Regions from separate parts of the Mus musculus genome. Here region 1 is linked to region 2. A link is a loop called in an ENCODE intact Hi-C map of the cell type or tissue named here. Cell type or tissue: heart. All regions are shown on one strand. Each heading gives the region's core, and the rest is flanking DNA. Links, peaks and the distances in the headings are about the cores only.

Evidence for each region. A loop is a pair of places that touch in the nucleus more often than their neighbours do. Peaks named below come from ENCODE experiments on the same cell type or tissue, not always from the same donor. Only the 100,000 strongest peaks of a DNase experiment are listed, where the experiment ranks them.
Region 1: it touches region 2 in a loop (2.9-fold over the local background); 5 of 42 quality-filtered maps call a loop at or near these places.

What each region holds. Positions count from the first base shown.
Region 1 is chr5:111,619,194-111,634,472 of GRCm38, forward strand. No RefSeq gene overlaps it. Among named protein-coding and RNA genes, the nearest start is that of Gm36386, 37 kb to the right of the region's middle. In heart, for the core only: no CTCF peak of the experiment used is centred there; a DNase peak (open chromatin) is centred at 3,488; H3K27ac peaks cover 489 bases; H3K27me3 peaks cover 1,794 bases.
Region 2 is chr5:111,669,677-111,684,955 of GRCm38, forward strand. No RefSeq gene overlaps it. Among named protein-coding and RNA genes, the nearest start is that of Gm36434, 13 kb to the left of the region's middle. RefSeq lists an enhancer at 5,397-6,729. In heart, for the core only: a CTCF peak has its summit at 6,362; a DNase peak (open chromatin) is centred at 6,175; H3K27ac peaks cover 1,373 bases; H3K27me3 peaks cover 1,937 bases.

The sequences.
Region 1 (15,279 bases), core at 2,651-10,650, 51 kb before region 2:
GAGAGAGAGAGAGAGAGAGAAAGAGAGAGAGAGAGGTGAGACAGAGACACGCTGGAGCAAGATGATGGAACAGGTCTGAGACTCAGAGATGAGGAAGAATTCGGAGCACGCATATAAAGAGGATTCTGAGAGCTTCAGAGGTGGAGAGACTCACAAAGGAGGGCGAGGAAGGAGGAGGAAGTGAGGGGAGAGCAGAAGGAAGGGGAGGAAGGAGAGGAACAAGGAAAAGGAAGGAAGGAAGGAGAGGAAAAGAGGGGGAGGGGAAGGACAAGGAGGGAGAAAGAAGAGGAGGAGAGAGGAGGGAGAGGAAGGGGAGAGGAAAAGGGAGAAGAGAGGGAGGAGGGAGGAGGAGGGAAAAGAAGGAGAAGAAGGGGAGAGGAGGAGGGGGTGAGAAGGGAGAGGAGCAGGGAAAAGGAAGGAAGGAGGGAGAGAAAGAGAGGAGGATGGAAAGGAAGGAGGAAGCAGAGAAAAGGAAGATGGAGGAGGGAGAAAGAAGAGGAGGAGGGAGGAGGAAGAGAGGAGAAGGGGAAGGAAGGAGGGAGGGGAGAACGAAGAGAAAGAGGGAGAAGAAGGGGAAGGGAGGAGGGAGAAAGGTGAGAAAGGAGAGAAGGGAAAAGGAGGGAAGGACGGAGAAGAAAAGGGAGGTGAAAGAGGAGGAGGGAAGAGGGAGAGGAGGATGGAAAAGGGAAGGAGAGAGGAAGAGCAAGAAGAAGAGAGGGGAGGTGGGAGGGCAGGAGGGGGAGGGAGTGTGGGCACATGTGGCTATCCTTCTAATACCCCGTGGATCTCTTCAGTTAGGATCATGGCCTTCCTTTTCTCCTTCAGCGGCTGCAGCCAGGGATGGGCCGGTTTGGACCTCTCAGCTTAGCTCTGTGGCCAGACAGCCTGGCTGGTCTGTTTGAAAGGCCTTTCGTGCCTCCTCCCCATATCTTGGGGCTCTTGGCTCCGAACTTACCCCTTCCAGCCAAGGAAGAGATGTGTGTGGTGTGCAGCCCAGGCTCTGGGCCCCAAGGACAGACGTCAGGAAATAGCTGAGCTATGATGCGGCTCCCCTCCGATCTCATTTCCATAATGCTTGGGAAGAAAAAAAAAGTGTGGGGCTGCTGAGGCGGGCTAGGGCGTGTGGATTTGTTTGTTTTCTCAGGAATCAATCCTGTTCCCAAAGATGTTGCCTAGAGGCCCGAAGAGCCCCCATTTTCTGATGATTATATGTGCTGCATGTCAACATGGCCTGTGTGGCTGTGAGTGTGCACCTGTGGGGTGTGTGCTCAGTAAGTCAATCAACAAACAGAATCCTGGGTGCTCATTACTCATTCCTGTGGCTCATGTTCCCTTTTTTTTATACTCTCTCAGGAAAGAGGGAGTCAGCCTAGATGCCTCTCTATCCAGGAAGCCCTCCAGGAAGGACAGTGCTGCCTTCTCCACACTGTGTAGATGGCCCTTGTGAAATCCTTTCTCCTCCCTGGTTCACAGGTCAAATGGTTTTAACATTTTTATCTGCCCTTGACCACAGATGCTGCCCCCTGCTGGGACACTCTGGGCTCAGGGCACCTGCCTAATTTTCACCCCTGTACGCCACTGATTTATTTTTAATCTGTGAACATTTTACACGCCCTTGCGATGTCATCATGTGACTACAAGTACTGGCCAATGCAGGTCTAATTTTAGATAGCTGCTGTCCTGGGGACTCCTCCAGGAATCCAGGCTGTTGTCTGCGTGTTAGGTAAGGCAGGCTGTTCTGGGGAGCACTGCAGTGCTCCCGGGAGGATTCTCACTAAACCCGTTCAACATTAGCATCTCTAGTGCCTTTATCCTGACAGGTCTGGCATGAAGTAAGCATTTCAGGTCATTTGGTTTACTTGTCGGTCACGGTCACAAGCATTGAATACTCACTATGCTCTGGGCACTGAGGGTATGATGGGGGCGGGGAGGAGCTACCGAAGCCTGCCGAGGACCAATGCTCTGCTGTCCCCCAAGTCAGTCAGGACAGCCTTGGCTTAGTCTGCCCAGAGCTCTGCTGTGTCCACACAAGAAGTTGCCGAGTCTCTGGGTTTCCTATGGCACCTGAGGAAGGGCTCTAGGAAGGAAGCTGTGTCTAAAAGAGAGGAAGGCACTTCTTCATGAAGGGAAGATGACAGGCCAGAAGGGCAGCCACAGCACTCAGCCTCTTTTCCGTGTCACCTGTTTTGGGCTGCTGTCCCCATCCCAGCATTAAGCACCAAGTCCTTGTCTGAAGGAATCTGCATTGGTGAATGGGAGGCAGGAAGTATTGGAAATACTTTTGAAGTCACTGCAGCAAAGCTGAACCCTGGGCAGCTGGGGTCTGACTCCTACCTCCCACTTGGCATCTAAGGCATCCAGCTGTGACCAAGGTGATTGAGCTCTTTTACACAGCTCATTCCCTGCCCTGCCCTAAGGCTCCCTGCCCAGAAGCCCTCATCAAGGGTAGAGAAGAGCAGAGAGAAGCCCACGGGACTTACAGGCTGTAACCCTGAAATGCCAGCATAACCAAGAGGGTGGGTGTCACTGGCCATACCGTTGTTCCACGTGGGAGCACCGCCATGGTAGAACATGGGTTGATGGGGATGCAGAAGATGTCAGGGGAAAACCCAGAGCCCAGGCTGACCACATAGCTCAGTCCAGCCTGCTGTGTCGGGATCTTCCAGGGATCTGTGACTCAGTTTCCCTGAGTATCACTGAAGCAGAGTACAAGGAATGTTGTTTTATGGTTGGTGAGCCTCTTCCCCTTGGGGGCCCATCAGATCCCCTGTCCCAAGATGAGGTGTGGATGACCAGGAAGAGGCATGTGTGGGACTGTGCCATGGCCCAGCAGAGGCTGGGTAAGTGGTGTGGTTTCCACCATGAGGCCACCAAGCATGACAGGAGCCATGTCTACGAGGGAGTTCCAGAGTCAATTAACTGAGATGGGAAGACCCACTCTGAATGTGGCAGTCAGTCAGTGTCCCAATGGCAGGGAGAGACCTGAGCCTCACACAGAGGAGAAAATGAGTTTGGATTATCATCCATCTCTCCCCTCCTCCCTCCCTCCTTCCCCCTCCCCCCCCCTCTCTGCTTCCTTCTACCCGTGGATATAGTGTATCCTTTGCCTACCTGTGGATACATTGTAACCTTTGCCTCCTGTTCTTGGGCTGTGGCCTTCCTGACAGGCTGGGAGCCAAAGCAGACCTTTTCTTCCCAAGACTGCATTTGTCACAGCTATGAAAAAGCTAATGGAGAAGTGGCAACAGAGTAACTGTTACCCTGACTCAAATTCCTGAGAGTACCACCCGAGGGCGGGAAGAGCAGGTTCAACCCAGTTTCCGGGGCTCAGCATGGGGAGGATATGGTAAATGCTGACACACTCACAGCTGGGAGAGAGTGAGACAGAGAGGAGCAGGCATGGAGACAACCTCCAGAGGCCTGCCCACTATGGTGTGCATCCCTTAGAGGCCCTGCCTCCCGAAGTCTCCACAACTCCCAAAATAGAGTTGTCTTCTGGGAACTACGCCACTTGGAAAAGGAGAACCCATGAGGGACAGTTCATATTCAGACACCAACACAGGGCATCCAAGAGGAGCAAGCTGAACAGAGGGAGGGAAGAGACAGTCATTTAGACCTGACAGACCTGAGCTGCTGGAGCAAGCCTTGCTAGGTAGCAGTTGATTCTGTATCCTTCAACAGGTAATCTCTTTGTTGAGGATATTAGGCTGGGGAGTAGGGTTGTGGCAGAGTTCTTCAGGCTGGTTTGGAACACATAGTCCTTCTGCCTTGGCCTCCCAAGCTTTGGGTGACATCCTGGCATGCTTCCTCATGACTGAGTTCTAGGTTTCTTGGGGGTATGACTTACTGACACTTGGCATTCTTTACCACAGTCTGTACCTGTTAAGAACATGTCTCGTCCCATGTCCCATCTACACTATAGCCAGAAGGCCACCCACTCCTCTTGTCCTTCTATTCCTTCTTGAGTTTTTGGCCAAGGCCAGTTTGAACTGAGTTATTTGTGAGGGGCCTTTTGCATGTTCCATTTCCCCCTGCCCCAACCATCTCTCCTCTAGAAATGAGCTTAAGGTTTTCATATGCTCAGGTACCCTGCCACAAATGACCCTCAGTCAGGTGTCCATGTCCATCTGGGCCTGGCCATTTCCAATATGGAACACTGGTCACCATAGCAATAGTGGTGGTTGCTACCAGCAGGGATTCTACCCTTTTAGGCAACCTTCTCACACTTGGGAAGGGGAACGGGTGTTGAGGAGACACGCCCAGATCTTTTTTGTTTTTTGGTTTTTTAAAGATTTATTTATTTTATATGTATGAGTGCACTGTAGCTGTCTTCAGACACACCAGAAGAGGGCATCAGATCCCATGACAGGTGGTTGTAAGCCACCACGTGGTTGTTGGGATATGAACTCAGGATCTTTGGAAGAGCAGTCAGTGCTCTTAACCACTGAGCCATCTCTCCAGCCCCACACCCAGATCTTGAGATCTGCATTTGATGGAAGGTCAGTGCCTTGCATCCACTGTCATTTAGGCAGCTGGGGGTCTGTACTTGGTCTGTCTGCCAAACCACTGGTTGTTAAAGGGAAAGGGTATCCTTGGGGACAGGAACCACCATGGTCAGATGCGGCCATCATGGAAGGACAGCTGTGAGGGGAACCTGGATTCGGATCCTGCCCTACTGTGTGTCAGGATAGTCACTTCCCGATTACTTCTCTTCTTAGTAGACACTTTCTGTGTGCCTTAATGTGCAATGCATGTAGGGAGCTCTCACTGCACGTGGGGGTTTATGGGTACAGAGTCCTGGCCTGGTGGCAAACTATAGGGCCATCCATAGTGCTCAGGCCTCTGGTTGTGTAACTGGGGAAACCAAGTCACAGAAGCACACTCTGTCACTGAAGGCTGCTCAGTGACAGCCTTTCAACAGTGACCCATGCTGACCCATTGAGTCACAAAGCTCTCTGGTACCTTCTGACCGTAATCCCTGCCCTGTGGACAGGGGAAATGAGGCCCTGCCCAGCCTTTTCCTCCCTCCATGACCTGAGGGTAGAGAACACCTTTGTTCCCCAAGAGGTGCTCTGTCCTTTTCCAGCTTTGGGCAAAGAGGCGAGCAGGCAGGCCTAGGTTTCTGGCACCCCCCATACTCCATACTCTGAAATGATTGCGTATTGGTTCCTGAGAGAAGCTTGTTCCCTGCCTCCAGGAGCTTCCTGTTTCCTGCCTAGACATTCCACTTCCTCCTTCCTTCTTGTGGCTCAGGACGAGGCTGGAGAGTAGAGAGGAGGAGACTCTTGCCTGGGAACCTGATGGGGGCCATCGCACAGACCTGTCATGGAGCAAGACAACTCCTACCTCAGGTCCTGGAATTCTCCAGCACCTCTGTGTTCCCACAAGGAGGTGGCCACACCCCAGAGCAGAGATGCCCTGCCAGGGCCACCTGGACTCCGTATTCCCTAGGTCCAGGTGCAGTCCCCAGGGGTGGCTTCATTCTTTGGTGCATTTGACAGAAGAGAGAGAGGCTTAGAAAGCTGACACAGCCTGGGAGCATTAGGGTCAGACATAGTCACCCTACCTTCCTAGCCCACCTCGCTCCTTTCTCCAGGGCCTCAAAGGATCAGCAGCAAATGGTGGGAGAAAGTGAATAGTGATGTGTCCTCAAACTCAGACTCACACTGGGGCACTCCCCTCCCCACTCTGGGAGTCCCACTCTGTGATTGCTGGGCCACCTCAGCCACAAGCCACCACCCATTTGGTCTGAGATGGGCCATGAATTTAAGTTTGTAACAAGCTTCCCAGGAATGACACCAAGGCTACTGGCCCAGGACTGCTGGGCTGATGGTTTCAGCAAACATTGCAGGATTTTTCCAGGCCCCGGAGCTTTCCCTCCCCTCCCCGCCACCCACGAGATCCTTCACCAGTGGCTGTCACTGGGGTGGTACAAACTCAATGTCCCCAGGCTTCCTGGAAAATCCCCAAAAGAGTTGAATAGAAGGCTCTGAAACGGAGGCCACTCTTAGTCATCCAAGCTGAGGCCCAGTAGAGGTGACAGGTCCCCTCTAAGTTCCTGTTCCCTCTCTCCATCATGCTGGAAGACTTGCAACATGTCTGTCAGGTAGCTCTGATCCGTCCCATTCAGGCCACCCACCCTGTCCTTGATATAAAGGCAGTTTTAGTCCTAAAGTTGGAAGGGTCAGGTCTTTGACCTTTATAATGTCCCAATGATCGTCAGAATTCTGGTGTTGTGGTGCGGGGTGTCACTGACTGGCAGCTGTGAGCTGTGGCATGCAGAGAGCTAACCTGGGAGCATACCCATCCACCCCTACATGGTACAGGCCAGGAGTGGGGCAGATAGTGTCACATGGAAACTGTTCTATCCTACCTCAGTCCCTTAGGCAGGCACCCCAGACTCTCTTCTATCCCCCTCCCATTCCTTATGCCCAAGTCTTCAGCCAGCTTCGAGATGATTCTGGGTCCAAAATAGAGTTCACCTACTTCTCCCCATCTGGGGTTGACATGCTAGTCCAAACTGTCTCCTTTCCTCTCTCCTAATGTGTTTCCCCAGAAGTTTCTGATCTCACTGGTGTTTCTGCCATGGACAGAAGGATAAACCCAGGCTAGCCCTCTATTCCTGGGGATATGAGACCCAAGAAGGCATAATTAGTCTTGATACAGTGCTTAAGCCAATCTAACCCAGGGCAGAGTACCCACCTCCCCTTCCCTTAGACTCTCGCAGGGTATCGATAGCTCTCACATACACCAGAGTATCTGTTAACTGCTGCTGAATGACAAGCATGACTTGGTCCTTCTGGAATCTCATTTTCAAACCTTTCTCTGCAATCATTATTGCCGAGTGCCCGGCCACGTAGGCAGCCAGATACATAGGCACTGACTCCATGATGACTCCTTGTCTCATAGCGTGTTGGTGACAGTCAGCAAGGACAGACAGGACCTCATGGCTCCCATCGAGACTGATAAGGCTCTCATGAGCACCGGGATAAACAATTAAGGCTGACCCAGACAGAGAGAGCAGCGTAGGGACAGACTGCACAAGGCACAGAGGAACACACACCTGCAATGCGGCTCTCCTGTGCCTATGGCTCAGTCGTGCCCGACCACAGTCCCGGGACTATTCCTGTATAAGTGGATCCTCAAGGCTTTGAGGATCTCAAGGGGTTGGAGGACTTTTGAAATATTGAGGGAGTTACAGAGGTCACATCCACAGGAGGGCCTGTGTCTCAAGACAGCTCCTGGGGGAACTCTGATGCCCTCCTGGGCTCCACAAAGCTAATCAGGTCTTTTCTCCACAGACCTTTTCAGAACCTTTAATATGCTAATGCCCTCTGGGCCTCCCACTAGGGGTTAGGAAAGCCCAGATACCCAGCAGTAGAGACCAAGGGAGTCTTTTATCTGGGACTCTTTTGTGGAACTCTGGCAGAAGGACAGACTGGCCTGGAGTAGGGTCCCAACCAAATCAGGCAGTGTGTTAGCTTCTTGTCAATATTCTCATTTCTAGCTTGTGTGGAAAAAGAAAGAGTGAGCCTCGGGTCTGTCTGCCTCCTTGTGGACCATAGCCAACTTCGAGTCTGTCTCTGCTATTTCTTTGCCACGGTCACCACCACTCCCTCTTGCCCCACCCTCAGCTCTCTTCCCCAACTTTCCCTCCCCAGCCTGGCCCTCAGCTCCTTGCACAAAATCAGAGGCTGGGGGTGTCCTGTGTAGCTGGGCAGTGGGGAGCCTTAGGGACAGCTGCAGGGATGAGCCTGTGGGCCTGGGAAGAGGAGATGGCTCCGATGACAGCCTCATCCTGGGCAGGACAAAAGAAGAAGAGAGAAGGGGAACAACTCGAGTTTCTTTTGAGAAATCTTTGTGCAGAGATGGTGAGGAGGGGGGAGGCTAGAGGTGGGAGGTTTTGCTGGTGCCAACCCCCTTAGGTCCTCTCCCTCAGGAACTCACAGTAAACACCCTCTTTCCCTGGGAAATCAAAGCTGGGCTGAGGCATACAGACTGCAGGAAGCCTTGGGACAATTGAATCAAGACCTGGTCACATTCCAGGCAAAGTGGGTCCCCTGATCTCCACCCAAGCACCAGGCAGGCCTTACAAACTCTGGAGGGCCCAGGCCACCATGATTTTCCTTTGCTGGCTCCCCTCCCTTTCTGCAGCTCAACTCCTGAGCTTTCCGAAGTCAGTGTCCTTTTGCTCACAATCTTCTGGATGTGGCGAGCATTGTGGGTCTGTTTTTACCCAGACTAGCTCCCATTTGCTCTTGAGAGTCCTCTGAGGTAGGAGGGCACACTTCCTAGGTCCCCATTTAAGCCCTGTCTGCCCGGCAACCTTTGCATGGTCCTCTCAGTTGCCTATGTATCCATGCCCCAGGTCTGGTACCAAGAGCAGGTCAGGGCCGGCTGCACAGGCTCTGTGAATGGCTGCCCTGTCTGGGCCACACTCTGTTCCTCACCTGGGCTGTGCTGTCATGTCCTGTATGAGGCTGAGGTAATGGGTGCCTGGTAGCAGAATGGAGACCCCATCAAGGCTGGCCCAGTCCAGCTGCAGGCTGAGCCAATTTTTCCAAGGACGGCCAAGGGCCAGTCCTGCCACGTCTAGTCCTGTTGCCAATGCAAACAGGGATGCTGGCGGGGGGACCCCGGTCAGAGCACAGTACAGAGGGTCTCTTCACTCAACAGCCTGGCCTTCCCCTCTCACATCCCAGCTCCAGCCCCGGGGCCTGTGCTGCCCCAGAAGAGCAACTGAGACCTAGTGAGTCAGTTGTCACAGATCTCCACAGGACACCTGGGTCCTTTGAGGTCAAAGTGGAAAGACTTGGGATATATCTCTGCCATGTCACCCGTCCAGCCTCCTCCCCCGGCTGACTGGAAAGAGGGCGAGAGGAGGAGGCTCACTCAGTGTCCAGGGTGCCCTCTGATTCTGGCTGTGTGTTTAGGTTGGGAGGAGGAGTTTGGGACATACAGAAAGATATGAGAGGCCATCAGGCTGACAGTGTCCTGTTACTGGGGAAATTGTGGGCAAGAGAACAAGGTGAACTTCCCTGTGGCCTCTGCAGTGCTCAGAGAGCAGCTTGCAAGCTGAGGGCCTGAGGAGAAGGACAGAGTGAGGGTGCTGTGCACCGGCCTACAGAGCCTTTCACTTCCCATTTGCCCGTATAGGTGAGGCTATTTTGGGGTGCTATCTCTTCAGTGTTCCAGGTGATCTGGCTGCTTGGGTTCTCCTGGGGCTCACCCTCAGATCCACTCAAGGGGTAGAATCTAGTTACAGCGATTAGAGTCGTATCCCTAGTGAAGACCCTGGGACCCTAATGGATGAGCTGCCTGGGCATTTTAGGTTCATAGCTTACTCACAAGAGATGCTTTGGGGATGAGATGGACCATGCCAGGGAGGATGAGGGCATGTTGGTGAGCTGTGTGAGCAATGTGAGCAGTGTGGGCAGTGTGAGCAGTGTGAGTAGTGTGAGCAGTGTGGACAGTGTGAGCAGTGTGGACAGTGTGAACAGTGTGAGCAGTGTGGACAGTGTGAACAGTGTGGGCAGTGTGAGTAGTGTGAGCAGTGTGGGCAGTGTGAGCAGTGTGGGCAGTGTGGGCAGTGTGAGTAGTGTGGGCAGTGTGAGCAGTGTGGGCAGTGTGAGCAGTGTGAGCAGTGTAGACAGTGTGGGCAGAGTAGAGCAGTGTGAGCAGCATGGGCAGTATGAGCAGCATGGACAGTGTAAGCAGCATGAACAGTGTGGGCAGTGTGAGCCATGTGGGCAGCATGAGCAGTGTGAGCAGAGAGGGCAGTGTGAGCAGTGTGGGCAGTGTGGGCAGTGTGAGCAGCGTGGGCAGTGTGGGTAGTATGGGTAGCATGAGCAGTGTGGACAGTGTGGGCAGCATGAACAGTATGGGAAGTGTGAGCAGCGTGAGCAACATGGGCAGTATGAGCAGAGAGCGCAGTGTAAGCAGCATGGGCAGTGTGGGCAGTGTGAGCAGCATGGACAGTGTGAGCAGCGTGGACAGTGTGAACAGCGTGAGCAGTGTGAGCAGTGTGGGCAGTGTGAGCAGCATGGACAGTGTGAGCAGTGTGGGCAGTGTGAGCAGCATGGGCAGTGTAAGAAGCATGGACAGTGTGAGCAGTATGGACAGTGTGAGCAGTATGAGCAGCGTGGGCAGTGTGAGCAGCATGGACAGTGTGAGCAGCGTGGGCAGTGTGAGCAGCATGGACAGTGTGAGCAGCGTGGGCAGTGTGAGCAGCGTGGGCAGGGTGAGAAGCATGGACAGTGTGAGCAGCATGGACAGTGTGAGCAGCGTGGGCAGTGTGAGCAGCGTGGGCAGTGTGAGCAGCGTGGGCAGTGTGAGCAGCGTGGGCAGTGTGAGAAGCATGGACAGTGTGAGCAGTGTGGGCAGTGTGGGCAGTGTGAGAAGCATGGACAGTGTGAGCAGTGTGGACAGTGTGGGCAGTGTGAGCAGCGTGGGCAGTGTGAGAAGCATGGACAGTGTGAGCAGTGTGGATAGTGTGAGCAGCGTGGGCAGTGTGAGCAGCGTGGACAGTGTGAGCAGTGTGGACAGTGTGAGCAGTGTGGGCAGTGTGAGCAGCGTGGACAGTGTGAGCAGTGTGGATAGTGTGAGCAGTGTGGATAGTGTGAGCAGTGTGGGCAGCGTGGGCAGTGTGAGCATCGTGGGCATGTCAGTCCCATGGTGTGAGAAGCAGTGTAGACATAGTTGTCATGAGCACCCAGGAAGGCCCCCTGGACAGGGTCACTGAGGCAGTGGATGTGGAAGGAAGGTGACCTGGTTTACAGAGGTGGGGGTTTCAGGCAGGCGAGTCCCAGGCACCTTGTGCCTATGGTAACACGCAGGGGTGCATGTGACTGGCAGGGTCATCCATGTCAGGGACAGAGAGCAAAAGAGAGAGGAAGAGATACCGCAGGCAACAGACACAGCAGATCTCTCATTCAAGCACCGCCCATGACCTACAGACCACTCGTGACGCCTTTATAAGTCCTACCTTCCAGTAACACAGGGCAAGGCCCAAGCCACCGACACACTGTCTGGTGTGGGTGTCTCAGTTGTTCCCCGCTGTGACAAATGTCTGAGCAGAGCAATGTGAGGAACAGAGGGGCCATGGTGGCTCACAGCATACGGTGTGTTGTCTGTCATGGTGGAAGCCATGGCTGCAGGACAGTGAGGCAGCTGGTCACACAGCACACAGTTCACACCTCACCCCAATGCACATGCTACACGTGTTACCTACCCCACATGCACACACTATACACCTCACCCCACATGCACACACTACAACCTCACCCCACATGCACACAGTATACACTTCACCCCACATGTACACACTACACACCTTACCACACATGCGCACAGTATACACCTCAACCCACATGCACATGCTACACACATCACCCCATATGCACACACTACACACCTCAACCCACATGCACACACTACACACCTCACCCCACATATAGACACAGCACATCTCATTCCACATGCACACAGTACACACCTCACCCAACATACACACACTATACACACCTCACCCCACATGCACACAGTACACACCTCACCCCGCATGTACACACTATATACCTCCCCACACATGCACACAGCACACACCTCATCCCTCATATAGACATTACATACCTCATCCCACATACATACACTATACACACTTTACCACACATACACACTGAACATACCTCACCCCACATACACACACTATACACCTCATCCCACACACATACACTATACACACCTCATCCCACATGCACATAATACAACACATCACCACAGATGCGCACACTGCACACCACGCACATACTGCCCACATTGCACGTTCACTCTTAACCCCCCCGACACTCCATATCATTTGCTTCTGAACCTGTACAGCCATCTCCCTACTTTCTCTGAAGGGAAATGATGTCTTGGAAAGGGGTGCTTCAACCAAAGTACCAGCAAGAGAAAACTGTGGGGTGCGGGGAGTGGGATTCCTGGGCCTGCGGTGCCTCCTCCAGGTGAGGTATCCTACATACCAGCCTCACCCTCGGGCATTGAGGTTTCTCTTGTCTTCATGGATTCTCAATCCATGACTTTGGGGCCAGACACAACTGAGGAACCTGAGGCTCAGAGATAGCAACACAGCTGTCCATGGTGGCCCAGCCCTGGCTGGGAGGGAAGTCAGGCCCCCAGCGGGGGTCCTGCTTGCTGCTGACTTACAAATGGTCAGTCAGCCCCCACCTTGTCACTCAGGACTTCCCTCCCTAACTTCCAACTTCTCCACAAATTCCAGTAACTGCCCACCTCCGGGGCCCTGCCTTTAGCTCCCTGCTCCTTCCATAAGACCTGAGAATTCTTTTCTGGCCTGCCTGCGGGAGGCCGACTCCTGCCTTCACTTTGCGGCCAGCCTGCTTTGGAGGCCCCCTACACCCTCCAGCAGCGGCACCCCCCTCTGGTCCCCAGGTCTCCTACAGGGCTGAAGGAGGCGGAGCTTGTCAATGCATCTTAGAGATCGGAATGTGCCCTTTGACCCCACCAGCTCCTCCCCGGGAGCCGCAAGGAGGCTCCTTTCTCTCTCCTGGGCCCTCTGCTTTTGGAAACAAATGCAGCCTTGCTCTGTCTGCGGTTGAAAGGCCTCTCTCTGTTTAGGAGCTACTTGGGTTTTTAAGTCCTCTGGGCCTCTAATGTTTGAAGGACTCCTCTGTTGTCCGCCGAGGATGGTCTGAAGTTTCGTGCTGGGAGAGGAAGAGGGGCCCTGCCTTGGGGAGGATGGGGCTCCGGCCAGAGACCACCCAGCAGTGTGACACAGGTCTCCGAAGGCTCAGGCAGGGCTGAGTCAAGTCCTGTGGGAGGTTGGGTGGAAGAGGGGAGAACAGAAGAGGAGAGCGGGCCTGAGCACGCCCACTTTAACCCTCTCTCCTGAGCGGAGGGATTTCGCTGCGCACACTCCGCAACACAAGGGTTCTTCAAGCTGTCCTCATTTCCTCTAAGGGAGCTAGGATGATTGGCACCAGCGCAGACAATGTGAAAATCCAAGAACGCCGCTTTGTCAGATAAGCAGGGCAGGGGCCATGCTCATGCTCCTATCGCAGACTCTGGGGCAAAGGCCCTTGAGGTTGCTGTAGGAAGAGCAGTGGCAGAGGGGCAAAGAATGTGGCCGAAAGCTTTGGGGCTAGGCAGTCTGGTTCTATTTCTATCTCCTATGAAAGACTGCTGTGTGACCTCAGGTTAACCACGTTCCTTCTCTGAGCCCCAGCTCCCTCCTCTGTAAAGTACACTTAACAGTAACTTCATGCAGATGTGGAGGTGGCTGCCCAGTGATGCCTGGCCGTGTGGGGAGCCTCTGTGAGCTTCGAGCCACAGAGTCCCTGCTAACAAGGTAGCCTCAGGGCCCCAGGAAACGGACCATCTTTGATTCTTGGGGTCACTGCACACAGGACCTTCCTTCCCGCCCTGTTTGTCTGGGCAGTGCCTGAGTTGGCCACCCACAGCGAGGCTTAAGAAACATTATTTATCCCCACTGTGTGGCAGTCCAAACCTGTCACCCAGCATTTGGGAAGCTGAGGCAGGAACATTGGAAGCCAGGTTACATGGTGAGACCTCACCCAAGGGGCTAGAGAGATGCTTCTGTTGTTGAGAGCACCTGCTGCTGTTATAGAAGACCCCGGCTTGGTTCCCAGCACCCACGTGGTGGCTCACAACCATCAGTAACTCCAGTACTAGGGGATCTGACGCCCTCTTCTGGTCTCCACAGGCACTTTATGTACATCGTGCATAGTCATGCACGCGGGCAAAACACCCATATACATAAAATAAAAAATAAATCTGGGAAAAAGAAAGCCCAAACCAGCAGCAAACAGCAAACTTGCTCCTTTCCCAGCCCCCGACTTCCTCACTGGGGATGAGAAGTGTTGCTGTCAAACCACACAACTGCAACCACGAGAGCCACCAACGGTCCAGATTACAGCTTCTAAGGATGTTTGTTTTGGGTACTTTATTTTCTATGGTTGTGATATGGCTTTTTGACCAAGGCAACATATAAAAAGAAAGCATTTAATTTGGGGGCTCACAGTTCCGGAGGGTTAGAGACCATGGCCATCATGGTAGGGAGCACGGCGGCAGGCAGGTAGGCATGGTGCAGTAGCTGGGAGCTCATGTCTGATCCTGGAGCAGGAGGAAGAGAGAGATAACAGGGAATGACTTGGACTTTTGAGACATCAAAGCCAACCAGCAGTGGCACACCTCCTCCAACAAGGCCACACCTCTCTCTAAAAGGCCACACCTCCTCCAACAGGGCCACACCCACTCCAACAAGGCCACACTTCCGCCAATGACACACCTCCTCCAACAGGACTTCACTTCCTTCAACAGGGCCACAGCTCCTCCAAGGCCACACCTCCTCCAACAAATCCACACCCATTCCAACAAGGCCACACCTGCTCCAACAAGGACACACCTCCTCCAACAGGGCCACACCTCCTCCAACAAGGACATACCTACTCTAACAAGGCCATACCTCCTCCAAGGCCACACCTCCTCCAACAAGGCCACACCTCCTGATCCTTCCCAAGCAGGTCTACCAACTGGGGGATCGAATAGTCAAATATGCAAATATGTGAGCCCTTCGGGACCATTCTCACTCTAAACCCTACACACTGAATCAAGTGAAGGAAGACCTTTGGTGTTGATCAGTTCTTTGTCGCTGTGATAGAGTTATTTGGCTCACGCTTTCAGATGTTCTGACCCTGCTGGCTGGCTCTACGTCCTTGGGCCTGCGGTGAGGCTGAATGTGGGGGAGAGCCGGTACAGCACACGCATAGCCGATTGAAAGTGCTCATCCCATACTGGGGATGTGGCTCGTTTGGTAGAATGCTTGCCAGATCCTTGTGAAGCCCCAGGCATGATCCTCTTCTCTGCACAGACCCATGGTGGTGGTGTGTCCCTACAATCCCATCATTCAGGAACAGAAGGCAGGAAAATCTGAACCTCAAGGTGATTCTCAGCTGTAAAGTTATTCTGAGGCTATCCTGGGCTACACGAAATTTCTTTGTCTCAAAAAAAGGAGAAAAACCTGGGGGGGGGGGTGCTATGAGGGAGAGGGAGAGAAGGAAGAAAGAAAGAAAACCAAGGGGGCTGTGGGAGGAGCCAGGGCGAGTCACAAGTTCTCAGCCCCTCCCACTATGGCTTCATCTGCCAATTAGCGCTGATGAGGTTGCCTCTCTCATTGTTCACTTGCGTCTCAGTGAAGGAGATGCAATACCTGAGTGAATACCTGAGTCTGCTCGAGGGCATTTC
Region 2 (15,279 bases), core at 3,178-11,177:
TGTTCACAGAAGTAAAAACCCTAACTAAGACGGCAGCATTAGTCCTATAGACATACGGAAAGCAGGCCTTCAAGAATTAGGGAGTTAGCAACAGTGTGAAGTATAGTCCCACAGGCTGTCTGTCTCAAATCCCAGCAGAAACCTAAAGCTAAGAGACTGCCATTTGCTCCTGCACATAATCCTGCAGTAAAAGTCACCTCATAACTTGGCACAACGAGAGAGCAAACAACTATTGATAAAAACAGATCAGGTAATGGACAGTAATAAAAGCTACTTAGAGGGCCAAGACAATAACAGCCCGCAGTCAAGAGCACTGACTGCTGTTCCAGAGGACAGGTGCTCCATTACCAACTCAATGCATTTCCTGGGGTTTTGATTCCTTCTGCTGGGCTGGGTGGATACTGTATCCACTCGGTGCTCAGGCATTCACTCAGGCACACACCCATACACAGAAAAGCAAAGAAAATAAAAAATTAAAGCCATTTAAAATGTATGAATTATTTACTTCTAGAGTTTTCTCTTTTTTTTAGACAGCAGTTGGCCACAGACCAGCAGATGCCGAGGAAAGCAAGCCCGTGGGTTGGGGGGGGGGGGGGCGGGTGCTGTAGCTGCTCTCAATGTCTCTGTGAGAGAGTGGCACTCACAGAATTGTGACAAGCAAGTAAACAGCACACCCTCACCTGTCTCTACTCTCCACAGCGCAGGTGCTTCCGGATGAGGAGCCTACACAGAAGTGCAACATAGTGTTTATTTCTCATTTTAAAAATAGTAAAACGGGGCCAGCAAGAGGCTCAGGAGGAAAAGTGCCTTGCTGATGACCAGAATTGCTCTCCAGAGTCCTCGTGTTCTAATTTGCTTTCTGTCCACAGATTTAGAGTCCATTATCAGGGGAAGTCATGACAGGAACGTCAGGGCAGGAACCTGGAGGCAGGAGCTGAAGCGGAGACCATGGAGGGGTGCTGCTTACTGGCTTGCTCAGCCTGCTTGCTTATACAACCCAGGACCACCTGCCCAGGGATGTCAATGCTTACAATGAACTGAACCTTCCCACATCAGTCACCACAAAGGCAGTGCCCCCACTCACTTCCCTACCGGCTAATCTGGCGGTGATAATTTATCAATTGAGATTCTCTCATAATGCATTATACCTAGGTTTGTGTCAAGTTGATAAAGGCCAGCCAGCCCAGCATGTAAATGTGGAAGAGGGGAGCCAGCTCCATAAACTGCTCTCTGAACCCTACACATAAGCCCAGAACATATACATACCACACACAATGACAACAACAACAGCAACAACAACAGCAACAGTAATGAATAAAATGAAGCCAACATGTGTTCTCTATTCTATAAAGTTGGCTGTGGGCAGTGGGTGTGGTCATTTACCTTAGGTGAGGGTGTTGGAGAAGGACATGAGCGAGCAGCTGGCAAGAAGCTATGAACAAGAAGAGAAGATGCCTGGGAGACCTGCAGGCACTCTCTCTCACTCCACAAGGAGAAAGCCCCAAGTTCTTTCCTGTTCTGAACCTTCATTAAACCACTGCTCCTCTGGGGAAACAGGTAGCAAAATTCTCCTGTGTTTGTCAGGACTGGGTCCCTTCATATTGGCGGGTGCAACCTTCCAGGATGTGTGGAACTACTCACAGTAACAGGTGACCCTCGGGTGACCCCTGCTGAAGAGAGAGAAGTTTCTACTTGTGCCTCAGTAGTCTGTCCACTTTTGCCTTCTGAGTCTAATTAGGTCTGTGACTTCTGCCTCCATCTCTGTCCCCAAGAAGGTGGGAAAGCCTATCCATCAGCCCCCACCGTGAGTGAAGGGGGGAGAGGGGAGGATCTGTGCCAGAGAGAACTGTGTGTGGTTGGGAAAGAGGCAGATGCAGTCCCGAGGCCAGTGGAGACCTCTCTCTCTAGAATGTTCGATCCTTTGGCAGCTGTTGATGTCTTCCTGCAGCCTGCTGGAGCTGAGGCCCTTCAGCCCTTCTTTCTGGGGACTTATCCAGAAGGAGGTGCTCCTTCTCATCTTTCCATAGTCCTCCCACTCCCTGGCTTTCCATTCTCACCTAGGTGTTTGCCTTCACCCGCCTTGGCCTGTCCTCAGACCCTGGCTCAGGTCTGCCACCACGGATAGGGTGAAGCTGTGCAGCCCTGCTTCCTGCTTCTTGTGTTGTTAATATCGCAGACTGGAAAAATTGTGAGCAGAAGTGTCTCTGGCTTGAGGTTCTGGAGGCTCAGAAGTGCAAGGGTTCAGCTGAGCCACAACCAGACAGAAAGACAGCTGGACGGAAGCCAGGAAGCCACTCCTGTTCGAACAGCTTGATTTGTTCATGAGGATGGAAGACCTCACTGCTTCGTCATCTCACAGAAAGTCTTCCTCTTAATATCACCTTCATGACTTCCTGAGTTATGTAAAGTCCCCAGTGTCTGGAAGATCCACCCCCAGTGTTGGATAGATTTGATCTACCCGGAGGATTCCATGCATGTCTCCTAGAACTCACAGTCTGGATTGCAAGCAGGACTCTCCCGTCTATTAGAGGTGGAACACCAAGTAAAATGTCCTTCCTATCTGTTACTCCCACATTGGCATAACAGCAGGCCTCTTCCCTGGACAGTACTGAACAGCAACTGCTCTGAAGTACAAGGGACGCTAGCTGTTGGGGAGGTCTGTGGTCTGTGGAGGGATTCTGCTGGCTGTGGGGGTATGTCTGACTGTGGGGAGCAGTCAGGGAGCTGTGCGGGTTCTGTAAGCTTGGGATGCTTCAGGGTGTGTGTATGGGGGTGCTGCAGACTGTGGGGGTGCCTATAGGCTGAGGGACCATTTTCAGAATAAGCCTGAACCAGGCAGGCCATGGTGCTCTCCAGGGTGTGTAAGCAAGGTGTTGAACGCTGTGATTGCAGACAGCTGATCAATTAGCCGCAAGTCAATCCTGATTGTCAATCTGCATATTCAACCAGGAGCATTAATTATGCACATTTATGCATCCTGCAGTTTTAACCCCAGACCTGCCTGAGAGCCTGGAGGGCGGGGCTGCACACTACAGCATCCAATGGGCATTGTGTTTGGTGGAATACTGCCTTCCATCTGCCAGTGAGCTAGTACAGAGCTGTATTTCTGATTTAAATGGTTGGGTTGTAAGGTGGCAAGCAGGCATCCAACCTGTAGGCATGCCTTGCATGGTATGAAGAATGACGTTGTTAAAAAGTAGCACTGTGTTCGGTGGCTACATTGTATCTTCAGCCGCCCCCCAGTCCTGCCCATCCCTGCAGCCATTTTGTTTTTGTGTTCCCTGGAGTTAGACCTCTATGATTTTCCTGTGCTAGACTCCACTTTCCACCCACGTCCTCAAGTGTTTCCCTTGTACTTTGCCTCAGGAGTGTCCCAAATCCTTAAGATCTGGGGGCACAGAGCGATCAATTAACATACTTGTTGGTGGGAGTAAAGTGTCATGGGGCGATGGTTTCTGGGAGCCGTGGTTACTCATCTTGAATTTTGCAGATGAACAAATAAAAATCCACAGACGGCAATGGATTTATACTAGCCTGTCCAGCAAGCCAGGGAGGACTGAAAACTAGGACAGATTTTAAAGTCAAAGTGTCATCTACACTACTCCCTGCGGAACCTGGCACAGAGGTGGAGCTTGCAGAGTGCACAGGCACAGTCAAATACTAAAGGCACCGACAAACCTTGCAGAAAAACAAAGCATTTTACTTGTGTAGAGGGCAGCTGTCCTCAAATTGTGTTTGACCTTAAAATCTGCTTGTGACTATAGCACCTAAGATGTACTATACATTAGGGCTTTTGATGAAGCTACTTACAGACCCACACTGGAAATGACCAAAAAAATGTGTTAACTATAAAATGGATTATGAAAGTCCAGTGTGTGGCACATGCCTTTAGTCCCAGCACTTGGGAGGCAGAAGCAGGCGTATTTCTGCGTTCAAGGCCAGCCTGGTCTACAGAATGAGTTCCAGAACAACCAGGGTGACACAGAGAAACCCTGTCTTGAAAAAACCAAAAAGAAAAAAAGAAAAAAGAAAAAAGAAAAAAGAAAAAAGAAAAAAGAAAGAAAGAAAGAAAGAAAGAAAGAAAGAAAGAAAGAAAGAAAGTCTAGTGTGTTCACATGATGGAAAATCTAAAGCAGTGAAAATCTTAGCCCCATAGGACCTGTGTTCTGTCCCCAGCACACAGGGCAAGAGCAGGGGATGGTGACATGTGCCTGCTATTGCAGCATTGAGTAGGCAGGGACAGGGGATCCTTCAGTTTGCTGGACAGACATCTTAGCCTAATTGGTGACCCCAGGTTCACTGAGAGATCTCGTGAGGGAGTGATTGAGGCACCAAAAGTCCATCTCCAATAGCACCTACATGCACACAAATGTCAAAAAGCCAGATGGCAATGGTGACCTGGGCCAGCGTGACATTGCTGTTCTGGTTAAATAAAACCCCGCCTTGCTCTTTTAGGTTATGGAGTGTCACAGGTAGGCAGTGAGACAGGAGAGCCACAAACCTATTTGCTTGTCAGTCATAGGTCATGGACAATTGTGGGGTTTTGCACTTTCTGTACTCAGTGCACAGGCATACACTGCAATTTGCACTTTCAGTCAAAGGCACGGCAGGAGTATAGCAGGGGCCCTGATAGCACAATGGGGATGAGAAAGATGATAGCCGGGTGAGTAACCTGAAGAGTGCAGGCCAGGGCACAGCAGCAGACCAACACATAGCAACAATGTTTCCCTGGACATAGCAGCAGTGCAGCCCAAGGCCTGGCAACAGTACCACAGCCCAGAGCACTGCAACAGTGTAACCCAGGGCACTACAACAGTGTAGCATCCTAGGGCCCAGCAGCACTGCAGCCCAGGGCACTGCAACAGCGTAGCAGCTCAGGGCACAGCAACAATGCAACATCCCAGGGCACAGCAGCATTGCAGCCCAGGGCATAGCAACACTTCAGCTAAGTGTCTCTCTTGTTGTAGCTAAACACAAGCCTACTACCTTGCACAAGCAGGCAAGAACAATAAGTTATATTTGAAAGGAAGCACTGCACACAAGCTATATTATGACGTTAGCGTGTGATATAAATTCTTGCTACTCCAGAGGCTGAGGCAGGAGGATTGCTTAACCCCCAGAGTTTAAGACTGTTTTGGATAATACATAAAGACCTTGTCTCCGAAAAAAACAGCAATATTTTAGACACAATTGTGTGTAGTCCACAATACTTTGTAAGGGTGAGAATGAACTCACTGTGTGTGTTTGCCTACGTGTTTGTTTGCTGTGTGTCCCAGGTTGGCCTTTAACTCACCACCTTCCATAGATCTCCAGGGCTGGGATTGCAGGTGTGAGCCACCAGCGTTTGACTTTGTACTTTTGACTTGTTGTAGGGTATACCAGAACTTATACAGAATTTCTTATGGGAGCTTTGATCTTGTCACCTGCAGAAGTCATAAAAGTTGCTCAGCAAGGTTCCCTATGATGTGGCTCCCCTGTCCCCCGTCAGTACAGGCCTGTGCAGTACAGCTGTTGGAGAAAGACATTGATAGTGGTTCTGCCTCAGAGAATGAGCCACAGAGTGGTAGCAAGCAGAAGGTAGAAAGGGGATGTCATGAGGCTTAGCGGGTGGCCATACCACCCTGCATTCCCTCAGTGCAAGGACCTCTGGCTCTGCAGCAGCCAATCGGGGCCTCTTGACCCGTGGTGTTCAGAGCAGTGGGGACAGCTGGGACTCATGGGGCCAGTGGGGGAGGCTGGCCAGAGTTGGAGAACCCCAGAAAGGCAGCCAGCAACCATCCAGGGATGGAGTGCCAAGGAATGGTAAAGAGCCCTGGGAGCTACCTGGCCCTATGACCCACTTCTGGGGTTATTCCATGTAAGGTAAACCTGGTGGCAATGACCCTGTGGCAGGCAGAACCCTAGCTCTCCAGGCTCCAGCCCTCTGGCCTCTCCTCATGTTTTCTGTCTGGCCAGCCATGCCTGGCCGAGCTGGGGGAACACAGGCCCCTTCAGAAGCACCTCCCACCCCCAGTCTGGGGACCAGCAGAGCCTTGACAGGCTCTGGAGGGAAGCGGGTCCCAGGCCCAGCTGTGTAAATGTTTTCGGTTTTCCTGCTGAGCCTCGGGCTTGAGTCTGTGCCAAGACAAGCCTGGCCGCAGTTTTCTTTGGCAAGGGTGAGGCTTGGGAATGTCGGGGAACTTTCCAAGAGGGATGGTGTGTCTCAGGCCCTGGGGTGTCTGGGTGTACTGTGCCATCCCTGAGTGTTGTATCCCTGTTAGATTCCCGAGCCAAGGCTGCCTGGTGGGAGGGGGGCTGCTCTCTCGCAGTGACCCCTTCCTCCAAGGAACAGTAAGGGGTGGCTGGAGGCTCCAGGCAGTTCCTCCAGTTGCCATGGTGTGGTGCTGCTGCTGATGTTGCCGGTGGTGGTGGTTACCAGAGTCCAGAAGAGCTTGCAGGAGAGGTGTGGACTCTCACTGGACCTACTCTGGGAAACACACCCATCTAACCATGGTGGGGTTCTTGCTTTGGCTTGGGTCCTTTTGGCTGGCTGTGACATCAGAGCCTTCTGGCTGGATCTCACAGGAGGGAAAGTCTGGAGGGAGGGCTCAAATGGCAATGGCTACTTCCAGGATTGGAACTGCCTAGGAGTGAGGCAACATGGAAGGGTGGGGACTGCAACAGGCAGGGAGATGGAGTTTGAGCTGGTTCAGCAGGGCAAAGTATCTTGGTTCTAGCTGACAGTGGCTCTCAGTAGGCATGATTATGGTGTGTGTGTGTGTGTGTGTGTGGTGTGCATGCATGCATTCGTGTATGTGCATTCATGCACACATGTGCATGAGTGTGCGAGTGCAGTGCATGCATACATGTGCTTATGTGTGTGCGTGCAGTGCATACATATATGTGCAGGTCTGTGCATTCGTGCCTCTGTGTGTGTGTGTATACATTTTCAATATTAGGGGTAATTCGAGGGCCTCCTCCTGCAGGCAAGCACTCCGTTACCATGGAGCTATCCTTACCTAGCCTTCCTTTTCACTTTTTTGGAGACAGGGTCTCACTAAGTTGCCCAGGTCAGTAGGGGTCAGAGTGTTCCTCATCTGGCCGTGCCCCAGTTCTGGTTGAAGTCGAGGGCCTCGGCATGGGGTGTTTACTTCATTCATTCGTTTATCAGTTCACACACTCACCACGCCTTTCTTTAGTCCTACCCTGTGCTGGGTGTCCTACCTTATACTCTGCTGGGTTTAATGAGGCTGCAGACAGGGTGTAGCTAAGCCACTATTATTTTCCATTACTGACATGGAATGGATATTACTGACATGCATCCATTCCCTACAGCACCCTGGGTCACACATGGCCAAGAAGGGGCTGGGAGTATAAAAGAGAATCTTAGGAATCTGTCTTTGGGGTAGAGCCTAGACTCATGGGTCTCAGTGAGATGCTCTAGCCTCCTACATGACCACAGGATTGACAATTCTGAGGTAACCTGTGTCATGGACTACAGTGTGACTGGCATAATAGTCTCTGTTTTCCAAGTGCCAGTAGCACTGGGACATGGGGTCAGAGTGAGAGTGGTGCCCACTGTGGCCCCCAGCCATGTGACATGTCCCACAGCCTCTGTTCAGGAATCAGGACTTGGCCTTCAAAACACTGAACTAGGACAGAAGGTACTGATTGAGCCAGGGAGGGGTACAAGCACCGAGTTCTCAAAGAGTATCTCTGGTTCCTTCCCTTGGTGACAATTCTTCCTGTGGGGAGTCCATGGCAGGTGTGGGTCACATCCCTCCCTGTGCATACAAGGTCTACAATGCGAAGATTTTGCAGAGCTCTGCCTTCAAAACTGGCACAAGCCAGCACCACTTCTCCATCACACAAAAGGAGAAACTGGGGTTCAGGCAGGTGAGGTCAGGTGGCTGATGAACACAGCAGGCCAGGCTGAGTCTTGTCTGAACAGCTTTAGGGTGCATGCACATGTACCCTCACAGTAGGAAAGTCACAGAACTGGCCGGGCCTGTCCATATGTCTCCAGCTATGATGGAAACTAGGGTTCTCTGCCCTCCGGTCCCTTTTCTGGGCAGGCTACAGGCCAGCACCCCCAGAATACCATCCCCACTCTGTGTCCCCCACCCCACCCCAAGCTCACCTTACCGTCCCCTCAGTGTCACAGAACTCTGAAATGATGGGTGTCCTCCAGGACAGTCCTGTGGCCTTGGCCAGACTGCAGTGTGGGCACCACCTGGGGGCCTCTAAGGAGCCTGGCGGGGATGGGAGAGAAGGCTCTTTCCAGCATAATGAAGCGGGAGGAGACTGATAGAAATGCTAATTTCATTACCCATGTGCATAATTACAGTCTCCAAGTTGGCAGCTTGCTAGGCAGTGACAGGAGGCAAGGGGAAATTTACCTAACTTTTGAGAGATATGTGTGGTGTGATTAATTCACTCCAGGCCACCGCACAAGACACCCAGAGCCCCCACCTTTTCAGTAAGACGTGGCCTCCCTGTCCACCATGGTCAGGTTGGACAAGCTGGAGAGTTGCCAAGATGACAGAATTTCGCAGGGTGTAAGAAGGAAGCGTGGGCAACCTGGTGGTGGGAAGACAGTCTGGAGGGCTGCCTGAGAGAGGCAGCAAGCTGGTCTGGAAGGACAATGGGACAGTTGGTTTGGGGGGAGGGATGGTGTCAGTTGGTGGTCAGGATGGATGGAGAAGGCTGAGAAGGCGTTGGGGTGCCTGTTCAGGTCCATGTGATAATGGGGTGTGAGCATGTTCAGTGGGCTGGATACTGCTGCCCTTGCTCAGATCATACCGCTGAGGGCTGGGAAGGGGAGGGCTTCTGAGCCCCATTTGGTGCCTGACCCAGGTTGGACACCCAGCAGGGGAAGCTGGGGCTCCAAGCAAAGACTCCTCCCCCTAAGATGGGGACATTTGGAATGTAAGCCTCTGAACAGGCAGGAGGGGCCCACAGGGGCCCTGCATTAACAAAGCAGCTCTGGCCTCCCCACCACATGGGGGACTTCAGCAGAGGGGTCTTGAGCAATGGGGGGGGGGCTGGAAATTCTTAATGAGGCTGGTGGTGGTCACCCCTCCCCCACAGCAAGACACCAGCTGCACAAACAGATCTGGAGGGGGAAACCAGAGGGATGCTGTATGGAAGGAGGGCAGCTGCTGGGGGTGCACTCTCGTGTGTATGTGTGTGTGTGTGTGGCATGTTTATGCATGTGTGTGTATGAGTATGTTGTATGCATGTGTGTGCATGCGTGTGTGTGTATGTGCACGTGTGTCTCTCTGTGTATGCATGTGTATGCATGTGTGTGTACATGAGAGTGTACTGTGTGCATGTGTATGCATATATGTGTGTGCATGTGTATGCATGCCTGTGTGTGTCTTTGTAGAATATGCCTCTGTGGTTCCTTAAGACCCTGCGGTGGCTCTGTGAAATGTGCACTCCCCTTAGCAAAGTCACACACTTGTGTGCAAGGCACAGGCAGAATGAGGATGATTCCAGAAGGGATCCCAGCAAACGTGTGACTGACAGGAGCCGGCTCTTTTTGACTTTGGAGAAAGGGATCAGGGGCACCATATTTTAGAAAGTGGGTGAGGTGAAAAGCAGGAGAGAGCTTTAAAGCAGCCGGTCATGAGTGGCTGGAGAGACTGAGGCAGGAGGATTGCAGATGGATGCCAGGGCACACTCACACCTCAGCATAGTGGAATACACTCTACCCTTCTACCCTGCCTTCGTTTCCCTGTTGTGTGCAATGGACAAGATGACTCAGTGGCCTCTCTGGTCTGTGTGGAGCGGAACTGTTGCAGTTTGGGGCAGATGAATCTGAGACCATGGGAACGGCAGGTTATGAAGGAAGCCAGGAGGCTGCTCTGTTGGGGATCTTGGCTTTACCTCTGTGACCAATCAGACTCCTCATCTGTACTGTGGTGAGGGAGGGGTATATCTTAGCATCTGGCCCACAAGAAGCCTGGGTCTCTCACACATGTGCTCTGTGGATACCTGGGATTCCTGTACCCTCTGGAATGTCATTCAGTTGGAATCACCAGATGGCTTTCAAAAACTGGTCAAGCCATGTCCGTTCTTACAGTCTTCCTGATTCCCAGCATCACGGAATCACCACGGATCTGCAGGAAACGTTTCCCGAATGAACGTGTAACAGTCCATCAAAGCCTGGTTGTGTGCGCGTGTGTGCCTGTAAGTGTCTGCAGGCTGATGTGTATATGAGGGAACACAAGTATATGGCACAGGTCTACACATGGACCCTGAAATATGGCAGGGCCAGGTCACTGTGTGTGCAGCCAATAGACCTAAGTTCCTGTATTCCAGTCTACACACTATATAACTCCTCATGAGGCAAAGTGAAGGGTTTCTCACTCAGGTGTGAGCTATGGTTGTCACCCAGAGGATTAGAAAATGTGCAAGGCTGGATGCTGGGGACAAACAGATCCGAGGTTGGACCTTCAGCTCTGTCCCAGTTCTTTCTGTGACCTGGATCTGTGGCTTTCCCTCCCAGAGCCTCTGTTTTCTCTCTTGAAGCTTGTAACATTGCATCTCTCATTTATAGATTTGGGTGGGTGGGATGTTAAAAATAACAGGTACAGAACACTAAACCCAATGCCTGGAATGGTGAACATGTTCAGTTCACAGATGTGTAAAAGCCCCATGCACCAATGGGCCTTGAGTTTGGAGCACACCAGGCTAGGGGCTGACTATCTGAGCCTGCCCCATGCATGTGTATATCTGTCTACTCATCTATCTATCTACCTACCCACCATCCATCCCTCCATCCCTCCATCCAGCCTCTTACCTATCTGTCCACCCATCCATCCATCTATCCATGCATCCATGCATCCATCCATGCATCTACCCATCCCCCCACCCACCCATCTATTCACCTACCCACCTACCTGTCCATCCATCCATCCACCCACCCATCCATTCACCTACTCACCCACTTATCCATCCATCCATCCATCCATCCATCCATCCATCCATCCATCCACCCAACTGTCCATCTCTTCACCAGAATTTTTTCTTTTCTGTTTTCTTTCGAGACAGGGTTTCTCTGTGTAGCCCTTGCTGTCTTGGAACTCGGTCTGTACCAGGGTGGTCTCAATCTCAGATCCCAGTGCCTCTGCCTCCAAAGTGCTGGGATTAAAGGCGTGCGCCTGACTTTGAGAAATGTTAATTGAGAAAATGTGTACACCTGATGTTACAGTTAAAGTAGACAGTAATGAAGAAAACCTGTCCCCCATACTCCCCAGGCTCTGATACTCTAGAGGAAGAGACACCGAATCCTTAAGGTTTGCAGCTGCTTCAAGGGCTAAGTGTGTTCCTAAGTATGATGAGGCCAGAGGAGGTCTCCTGAGGGATTGGTATGAGACCTGGGCTGAGAAGGACGGATTAAATACTAGCATTGAAGAGAGGGGAAGCGTATTTCACTGGGGCTGCACGTGCAAAGGGTTTGTGGCAGGCAGAAACCTTCTGGCCACACATTCCTGCTGTCTGGAGGGCAGAAAAGATCTAGGGGCCTGGCAGGTATTAGTCCCATGGCCACAGGAGAATCTTGACCTTTACTGTAGCACACTGGAAGCCATGGAAAGATAGAACATGAATTTTTTGAAAGTTCATTTTGTAGCCCTAAGCCTGATACGGGCGGTGTTGGCCTCAGGATCAGGGACAGGCACAGGTCTGACCCTGGCCAACCTGTCCTGGAGCCCCAGGACACTGTCTACACTGAGAAGACTATGACAGCCTGAACCCTCCAGAGGCAGGAACCCAGAACCCCTCACCCCAGCCAGTGGGTTCATTTACATGATCCTAGCTTAATTCATCCAGGGTATGTAAATGTATGCAAACCAGCATCCAGGAGAGGCAAAAATAGCAGGATGCATTAGCATGCCTCGCAGGAACATCGTTTTATGCAAATGGTTGCTGGGCCTACTGAGTGGGCAGAAAGGGGCATCTTCTCATCTCCAAGAGGGCCAGCTTCCTGACCCGCCCTGGACCCTGGCCAACTCTGCCATCAAGGGCGGGGGCAAGCGGGGAGGTCACAGGTACGGGGACAGACAGAATGGGAGGACCTTGGAGGGCTGCTATCCTGGAGTCTGGTGAGGTCCCTAGGATGGTGGGACCTCAGTCAGCTGCTGTCCTGGCTAGTCTTTGCCTCCACCCTGCGTCCCTCCTCCCTCTCTGCTCTGGCTAGTCCTCCTCACAAGCCTCCCTCTGATTGCTTTCCTGTACTGGCTTCTCTGAGATCAGACACAGACCTCCCACCCCTGGCAGCCTGCATTGTACATCCTGGGCACTGGTTCTGCTTTTCCAGGCCTCACCTCTGTCCTTCTCACACCTCTTGCCTCTGTGCCCCCATCCCCATCCCCCGAGTCCCACGCCAGTGTCTGTCTGGCTCTGACATTCCCTGTCACTTCTCCTCAGCTGTCTCCCCGTTTATGTTTCTTTCTCTGCCTCTGTCTCTCTCCTTGTCTTGCTTTGTCTCTGGCTGTTCCTGTCTCTTATTCTTCCCCTGTCTGCTTTTTCTCTTCTCTCCATATCTATTTCTGTCTCTCTGTCTGTGAGGCTCTCTGTCTGTCTGCTTCTGTCTGCAGGTCTCTCCTCCCTAGATTTTTTTCGTCTCCTTTTCTGTGCTTGTCTCTGCTCTTTCTATATCCACCCCCCATCTCAGGAGACCCCCTCCACTCCATCTCAGGAGACCCCCCTCCACCCCATCTCAAGAGACCCCCCTCCACCCCCTCTCAGGAGACACTGAGGGACTGCCCCCCCAGAAGTACTCCTTCCTGCTCCTGGGATCACCAGAAGATGTGTGGCCATTTGGGGGAGACATGGGGTCTCCCTACAACCCACATTCTGGTGACACCCAGATTCTGGCTGCCATCCACATCAGGAGGGCTGGGGGCCTGAGAACCCTTTTGAAGCTAGGGCCCTTGCTAGCTGAGATTGCCTGGGTTGGGTGAAAGCCAGGGATATGGCTTGGTAGTGACTGAGATTGGGTGATAGCTACTAAGTAAGGGCTGCCTCTTTGCCTCAGTTTCCTTTGCTGAGATGTGGTCCTACTGTGGTCCAAGTCAGGGCTTGCTGCGACTCAGCAACATTGCTCTCAAGTGTATGTCACCCATCTTGCCTTGACTTCCACTTGTGCCTATTGGCCTCAGTCAACCATCTTGCCTTGATTTCCACCTGTACCCATTAGTCTCAGTTTCCCCACCTGGAGACCAGTCCTGCCATTAGGTCATAGGGTGGTGGTTCCATAAACTGTCCTTTTCCTTCCTTCTCCAACTTTGCTGGTGGGTTCCTGGCATCTCTGTGCCTCAGTTTCCTTTTTTGTGGTACAGATGATACAAATTGCCTTCTGAGGTCTCCTGGACACACTGGACTGAATGGGGGTGTCCTATAGGTGACAGATGGTCAGTGTCAGCCCCACAGTGCCACCAAGTGGCCATGCAGGTCACCATGGGGCAGCCTTGGGTCTAGAGTTGGGGGCAGCTATGTTTCTGACCTGTGCCAGGCTCTCCTGGAGCCCTCAGACCCATATGCAAATTATATGAAGGATCCATCCAGGGGCCCCTTGTCCTGCAGAGGCAAGTTCAGACACCAGGTGCTAGACCTACTTTACAAATGCTGGGTGACATCAGGATGGTGTACTCACCTCTCTGAGCCCTGCTTTCCTCATCACACCAGACTGCTGTGGGGGGATCCCTGAAGCAGGAAATGGCTGATCCAGGGCTTCCTCCCCACTCCCCTCGTTCATCAACACCCACTGTATAGTATCCATACGGGGCCAACAATGACTACTGTAGTAACAGCTTGTCCCTAAAGGCTTAGCTCACAGTGTAGGGGGAGAGGGACCACATTGTGCAGTGTCAGCAGAGAACGTCCAGTAGAGACTGGAAAGGGGAAAGATGGGGAGGGAGCCTGCAAATTAGGGTTGACAGCCAGAGGAGGCAGAGTTTAATCAGATGTCCGAGGTAATGGGCTATCAGGCAGAGAGTAAAAGGTGTGTGCAAAGATCCTGAGGCAGGCCACGGCCCCTGGAAGGCGACCAACGGTAATCTTCAGTTCTGCAGCCCTCTCGAAAACCAGATCCTGTTTCTCTCCCGGGTGTTAAGCCTCTGAGAAAATCACCAGGAAGGTTTTAAAGCAAAACAAAAGCCTTTTCTGGGCTGTCCCCAGGACCATCTCTGGGTACTTAGAGTCAGCTTGCTCAGTCTTTATGTCAACGGCCGAACTTGGGTGTCCTTCACACCCCACCCTGTGGTGCAGCTACCTGGGAGCTACTGAGATGCACTAAAGTGAGCCCCTCAAAGTGGCCCTAGTGGGACCCCTCTCCTGGCCCCTGCAAGTCTAGTCCACCTCCCCGTAGGATCTGAGACACGGACTCAGATTGGATTGGTCGTGTCTGTGCCTTGTGAGATCGATCAAACCAATGGATTGGTCGTGCCTAGCCTGGAAACAGCCAGAGGCTCTAAGAACCCACTGGATTAAATCTGCCGCTACCTGAATGTCTTCATTTCACCCCTTTAAGACCAACCATCTAAATGCTGTTACACATAGGTTAAGCCCATAAGAGATGGTGTCCTTGCCTTGGAGGAAGAGGGAGCCTGTGAGAACCGCTCAGATCCTCGGTGGCAGAAGGCTGCCTATAGGTTGCTCCAGCCTTAACAGCTTCAGAGTGGGTAACACGAATTAGTTCTAAACGTTCAGGGTGGTCTTTAACGAGGACTCCTTAGGGGATTCATTTTGCTTTTGACCTGTGGTTTCCTTGTTTCTGTGAGACCCGGCAAGAAGGCTCCAAGATCGGAAGAGAGCAGAAAGCTTCTGGAAGCTTGTTTGCCCACATGTCTGTTAGTAGGTGCAGTTGGAGCTATTGAGGGTTACAGTAACACGTATGCGACTTTCCATGTGATCTGGGCTTCATCATTAGGGTTTATCGAAACCCTAAGGTGCCTGTCCCGGGCAGTATGACCTTACTGTAGACGTTCCTGCAACCCCTTCCAGGAATTTCCTTCATTCGTGGAGTTCAAAGGGCATCTGGTTTCAGGAGGAGAAGGGTTGTTGTCTGGAAGCGTCTGAGAAGGCCAGTAAGGATGTTTTGGGGCAATGCATTCTACTGTAAGGACAGAAATAGCTGAGAGGACAGTATCTGCCTGGGTCCTCTGCATGGTCACACACATTAGCTTAGTTCATTCCAACACTCATGTCCAAGGAATCACTCCATCCCCTGATTTCTGGCCCCAATCACCGGCATCCACTTTGCCCCCCGCTCCCAGTCCATGTTTTTCATAT